Linked DNA regions of Homo sapiens: region 2 is linked to region 1. A link is a loop called in an ENCODE intact Hi-C map of the cell type or tissue named here. Cell type or tissue: heart left ventricle. All regions are shown on one strand. Links, peaks and the distances in the headings refer to the core of each region. The heading gives the core; the rest is flanking DNA.

Region 1 (2,909 bases), core at 92-2,591:
CAAAACCACTGGGTTCAGGGTAGCCAGTAAAATCATGCAGCACTGACACCTTTATTTTACCTGCAAAACTCAGGGAGGGGAAGGTCCCAGTCACCATTTTCATCAACCCACATTTATTGATGCAGTGGGAAAGAGGCACCAGGCTAGACTCTGGCTCACCTACTCCCAACACCTGCACACACAAGTGCAAACAAGTGTGTGCATGCACATATGAATGTGTGTACACCTTTGTGCACACTGTAGCACATGTAGGGTTGAAAACAGAGGCCCTCGGTATTCGTTAAGGCAAACCTAGGTTTCCATTTCCTACTGATTAAATCCATTGCTTTAGTGACCACCTCCTCTGGGGACAAAGGGGTTTCAGGCCTTTGTCCCCAGAGGAGGTGGTCAGCAAAGCAATGGATTTAATCCTTTAAACTATAAGGCAATGAATCTCAAATAAAAATATTTGAAAAGTTTCTCCAAAGAATGTGTGAGTACTGGGGGCCAAGGAGTAGGGCATTGTTTTTAGCCAAGTGTTTTGCATTTGTCTGAGTGGTGATGCCATCTGTCACCAGCTTGGAGTAGAGGAGAGATATAGATAAGAAAGAAGGAAAGGGCCAGGCCCGGTGGCTCATGCCTGTAATCCCAGCACTTTGGGATGCTGAGGCAGGTAGATCATTTGAGGTCAGGAGTTCAAGACCAGCCTGGCCAACACAGCAAAACCACGTCTCTACTAAAAATACAAAAATTAGCTGGGTGTGGTGGCACGTGCCTGTAATCACAGCTACTTGGGAAGCTGAGGCAGGAGAATTGCTTGAACCCAGGAGGCAGCGGTTGCAGTGAGCTGAGATCGCACCATTATCGCACCATTGCACTCCAGCCTGGGCGACAGAGCGGATTCTATCTCAAAATTTTTCAAAAAAGAAAGAAGGAAAATGAGATCTTTTTAGAGCACTTTCCACCTTTGCATTTGTCAGATTTTCACATGTAGTTTGGAATCATATAAATTTCTACCCTCAGTTATCTTTCATCTAATAGAACTTTTTAAATATGTGCTAATAGCAAACAGATAGATATTGGCTTGTCAGGTATTTGGGGCTTTGCATAACACTGCACCTTTCTCTGGAGATATTTGGCAGCAGCCACTGCCCTGTGGGACTACAGAGTTGATCACTCTAAGCAGTGGACCAGGGCCACACAGATAGGCATTAGACCCAATAGGCAAATCTAAGGGGCACCATTCGCACTGTGGCCGTGCAGAGTCGAATATTTGCTGCAAGCATTTTCCAGCAGGTGGCAGTGATGTGTCTCCAGGAAGGAGTTCTGGTTTCTCATTTGCACCAGGCACCACACGAGCTGGGAAGACTGCTGCAATATCCAGAGGACCTGGTGCCCCTATGTCACCTTGGGTTCTTTCCTTTAGCGATATGGTGCTGGGAACACAAAGATGGTCAGAATGCCAGGCCATCCCAACCTGTGTCCATGTGACATATCCACTGTGCTAGCCAGGCTTTGGCAGAGAAAGTGACCTGGGTCTGATAGAGGCAAACTGAGCAGCTGCACGTGTTTTGACTTATATTCTGGACCCAGACTACATCCTGGTGTGGAGGAAAGAATGGAGAGACAAATGAATATCTTCCTCGCTGCTGTGTCCTCAGAACCCAACAGAAAGGGTGCACGATATATATTATTGAGGGAACGGATAGATGGATGGATGGATGGATGGATGGATGGATGGATGGATGGATGGATGGTTGGATGGATGGATGGATGGATGAATGAATTAATTATTCAACAGACACCCACCTATGAGTATGTGCTCTCCTGTCATTGGATATATTCTTCTTCTCTGGTCTTCAGAGAGAGAGAGAGAGAGAAACAGTAAAAAGCAACACCCAGGGACTTCTACCTCTGCAGGAAGGCAAGAACTGCCTAAATGAATTCACTGAAAAGATCTCCCACCAGGAAGCAGCTCCTGGAGAGTTCCCTTTCTGGGGAGCAAATCTCTTCCTTAATCACCACTTGCTGCTGCTCACCGTTACTGCTTGCTGGTCCAGCTGTCTGTCCCACCTCTCAGCAAAGCCTATTTACTAAGCCCATTTGGAAGTCTAAAATGTAATCACTGGCTTCCTCCTCAGAATATTAATATTCCAATAGGACTTCCCAGAGCCAGGCTGGAGCTCCTTGCAGGATTAGCTGGGTGTGGTCCCATCTGTCTCCTCCTACACCAATGCTGCTCAGCTCAAGAAATCCACAGATAAGACAGAAACCAGGCAAAGGCCTGGGCTATGACAGAGACACCTCTGCTGGGAATGACCAAGGTCAGCCTGGCTGTGAAAGAGTCTGGGCTTAGGAAAAAAGGCTGGGGGGTGGCAGGGGTTTAAGGTCAGGCCTCAGGAGCAGAGCTGAGGCACCCAGGGCTGCCTCATCCCACTCTTACCTGCTCTGCTTGATACGACGTCTGCCTCACAATGTCTACACCTCTGCAGGCAGGTCTGCAGCCCAGGAGCTGCTGGGCTTAGTGGACAGTCTGGCTCACAAGGGGACTTAATAAGCACTCAATGAATAGAAGAGCTCTCGGCAACATGACTAAGGCAGAATCCCACTCATTTTTATTTGTCGTAAACCCACCTACTATTCCTTGCTGCAGCAAATGCTTTTTGAGCACCCACTACACATCAGGCACTGTGCTGGGTGCTGGGAATATACCAAAGAACAAAAAAGGCAAGGCCCTACCTTTGTGGAGCTCAGTCAAGTGGGAGACATAAATGAGCAAGGAGTCAATTGCAGTAGAGGGGAAAAAATGCACTGCTAGGACTTGGATCAGGGACACCCAGACTAATGCAAAAGGATTCCTGGAGGAAGTGGCCATTAAACTGATATTTGAAGGATGAGTAGGAGTTAGCAGGCAGGAGAACCAACATGTG
Region 2 (2,909 bases), core at 171-2,670, 45 kb after region 1:
TGGAGTGGAGGCACCAGGCATAGGGTGAAAAAGGATGGAGCCAGAAAGGGAGGTGGGCATTCCTGGGGACCTAGGGTCACCTTCATCTCTTCTTTAGTCAATCCAGAAAGCCCTCAGCCTTTTGGATGAGACAGCAATTAGAAACTAGAAGGGGCTAGCCTTGCAGATGAGGCTGAGAGGAGCCCAGCGTGGGCTCATCAGAGTGTGCAGATGGCCACCCCAGCATGGCCTGGCTCCTCATGGCCATTCCTTGCTGGAGAAATCCCCATGTTTTCAAGGACTGACTCTCCCCCGATAGAAATCGGCTTGGTAAGGGAACCGGAATGGGTTTAGCAAGGCAGAGAGGAGGCTGAAAGACAGTATCTTGATTTGAATCGGTGGTATAAAAACCGGCAAGTCTGGGATTCTAACATCAGCCATTTCCCTTCCTACCCCAGGAGGGGAAGCATCATGGGTCCTAAAGATAGCCCCGTGGGAGAAAAGGGGCCTTCGAGGCTGCATGAGGCAAGGATAGAGATAAAGTCCTCCCTCTGCACTGCCCCTTAGAAGATAAGGTGGGCTGCTGCTGGTTTACGCATAAAAGCTGCACGTTATAACCATAATCCTGGGCATTTATAGAGCACCTTTCCTGCTCTCTAAGAGCTTTTATGTACCTCATCTTATTAGACAGGGGGGAAACTGAGTTTCAGAGGAAAAAAAAAAAGCAGCATGCCCAAGGGCATAGAGTAGTACAGCCAGGACTGCAGCCTGGGGCTCCAGACTCCCGAATCAGGCTTCTTTCCCAAGACCAGCTGAGTAATTTACACACGTCCACTCATGTTTCTGAGCTCCAGGGGACCCTGCCCAGGGAACGGGGTGCCTGTGTTCTGGAGATGTTGTCTGAAAGCCCAGATTCTCTCTGATTTCACTCCTAGCCCCAATACCTCCAAGTTGCCCATCTTATGTCATCAAGTTTGAACAAATCCACTCCTTACAATCTGAAAGACGTGGTTGGCCAGGCAAGGTGACTCACACCTGTAATCCCAGCGCTTTGGGAGGCTGAGATAGGTGGATTGCATGAGCCCAGGAGCTCACAACCAGATTAGGCAACATAGCGGACCCTGTGTCTACAAAAAATACAAAATTAAGCCGGGCACGGTAGCTTGTGCCTATGGCCCCAGCTACTCAGGAAGCTGAGGTAGGAGGATCCTTGAGCCCAGGAGGTAGAGGTTGCAGTGAGCCGAGATGGCACTACTGCACTCCAGCCTGGGAGACAGACCGAGACCCTGTCTCAAAAAAATAAAAATAAAACAAAAGACACGGTTCTGAGGTCCTCAAGAAGAAATCCCTGACGGGGTTCCTGTCTGCCTACAAGCCCAAGAGGATACCTGCATAACCGGCCTGCGCGAGCCTTCTGGGCGCCTCAGCTTGAACAAAAGACGCCTTTGCGAACATTAGAATAGGGCGCCCCCTCCTGGCGGATGAATTAGAAGGCAAGGCCCTCAGGCTGGCTGTGCGCCCTCAGGTCCAGTGACTTCAGCTCTCTCCCAACCCAGGGGCGGGCCCTGTGCAGGGCATGCAAGGGGCTTCACCCCCAAGCACCAGAAACGCCCAGAAAGCCACCCCAGGGCTGTCTCCCCATCCTCCCTCCCTGTGCGCACACACTATTTTCTTTCAAGCTTTCCACCTGGTTGATCAGGAAGGCTCCTCACCTCACACCCCGCCCCTTGCCAATGGTCTGGATTGGATTTCCAACTCCCTATGTAGAGCTGATGAGGTCTCATTCCCACGGGGAACCAGAGCACTTTCCTCCTTCTCTGCCACCCCCACCCACCCCCCTTGGAGAGCTCCTTTATGCTCTATTTTTAGTTTCTTGATTGCAAGTGAGAAGTCGGAATCAGAGAACGTCGGGAAAATGCAGCAGGAACCAACCCTGAGAAATGGACAGCAGCATGGGGAGGGAGCAGAGGGGCCCATGGGAGGGGGAGCCATGGCACCCCGAGAGCCTCCAGCCCCAAACTCACTGGTGCACAGGAAGGACCCGGGCGTGTTCTCCGTCCTTCTCCAGGCCAGCAGGGAAAGGGGTCTGGAGGAAGGCCACAGAGCTGGAAGGCCCTCTAGAGGCCTCCTAGCCCAGCCTGCTCCTTTCCAGAGGAGGAAACTGAGTCATGCAGCTGGGCAGTGAGTGGCGGGGCCGCAAGAGGTCCCCTGATTCCTGAGGCATCTTTCTGTGGTTCTGCACAAGGAGGTCCCACAGCTTGGCCGGGAGCATGTCCCCCTGACTCCTCCTCAAAGCGGATGTCACCTCCATACCATCCTGAACGCCAAGACCCAGACGGGCCTCTCTGACAGCCCAGCCCGGCCCGGCGCAGGCCACAGTCACCCCCACAGCCTCCCGGCCACCTTCGAGTTGCCCAGTGCTCACTTTCCCTTACCCGCAGAAGTCGGCGGTGGCCCATGCATCACCTCCCTCCCGAGCAGAGACAGAAACACTCGGGGCCAGGAGCGCTCCCCCCACGAGCCGCCGCACTCCCTAAATGAATGAACTGGCTGCTCCAAAACCGCGGCGCAATTGGCAGTTATTGCTGGCAGTTTATCAGTATTAACTGATTAGGCCCGGGATGATGGATCCCCTGTCTCGCAAAGCCCGCCGCCCCACGAGCCGCGCCCCACCCTCAGCCGCCCCCAGGCAGCCTGCACGACCCAGCTCCTGGAGGCGCCCGGGCCCGCATCAGCCTCCGGAAGGCCCCGGCCCCCGCGTGCACCCGCTCCCACTCCCCACGGGCCCCTCCCTGTAAAAGAGACACATTTAAATAAATAAAACAAAATTCAAATGAGGACACTAAATCTCCCCGGCGTTTAATTGATGATCATTATGCTTGGGAACCTAAACTCTTTTAATTTCACTGCAGTGCAGGGAGATGAATTAT

What was found. A loop is a pair of places that touch in the nucleus more often than their neighbours do. Peaks named below come from ENCODE experiments on the same cell type or tissue, not always from the same donor. Only the 100,000 strongest peaks of a DNase experiment are listed, where the experiment ranks them.
Region 2: it touches region 1 in a loop (2.1-fold over the local background); 20 of 110 quality-filtered maps call a loop at or near these places.

Annotation. Positions count from the first base shown.
Region 1 is chr11:116,452,959-116,455,867 of GRCh38, forward strand. All of the region lies in intron 1 of LOC107987166 (a long non-coding RNA gene), which reads right to left. Among named protein-coding and RNA genes, the nearest start is that of LINC02151, 46 kb to the right of the region's middle. In heart left ventricle, for the core only: a CTCF peak has its summit at 1,263 (motif pointing right); no DNase peak of the experiment used is centred there.
Region 2 is chr11:116,498,128-116,501,036 of GRCh38, forward strand. It overlaps LINC02151 (long intergenic non-protein coding RNA 2151), which reads right to left and starts at 2,556. Exons shown (of 2, transcript NR_174967.1): 1 at 2,415-2,556. RefSeq lists an enhancer at 1,074-1,766. In heart left ventricle, for the core only: a CTCF peak has its summit at 1,455 (motif pointing left); DNase peaks (open chromatin) are centred at 1,474 and 2,397; H3K27me3 peaks cover 1,936 bases.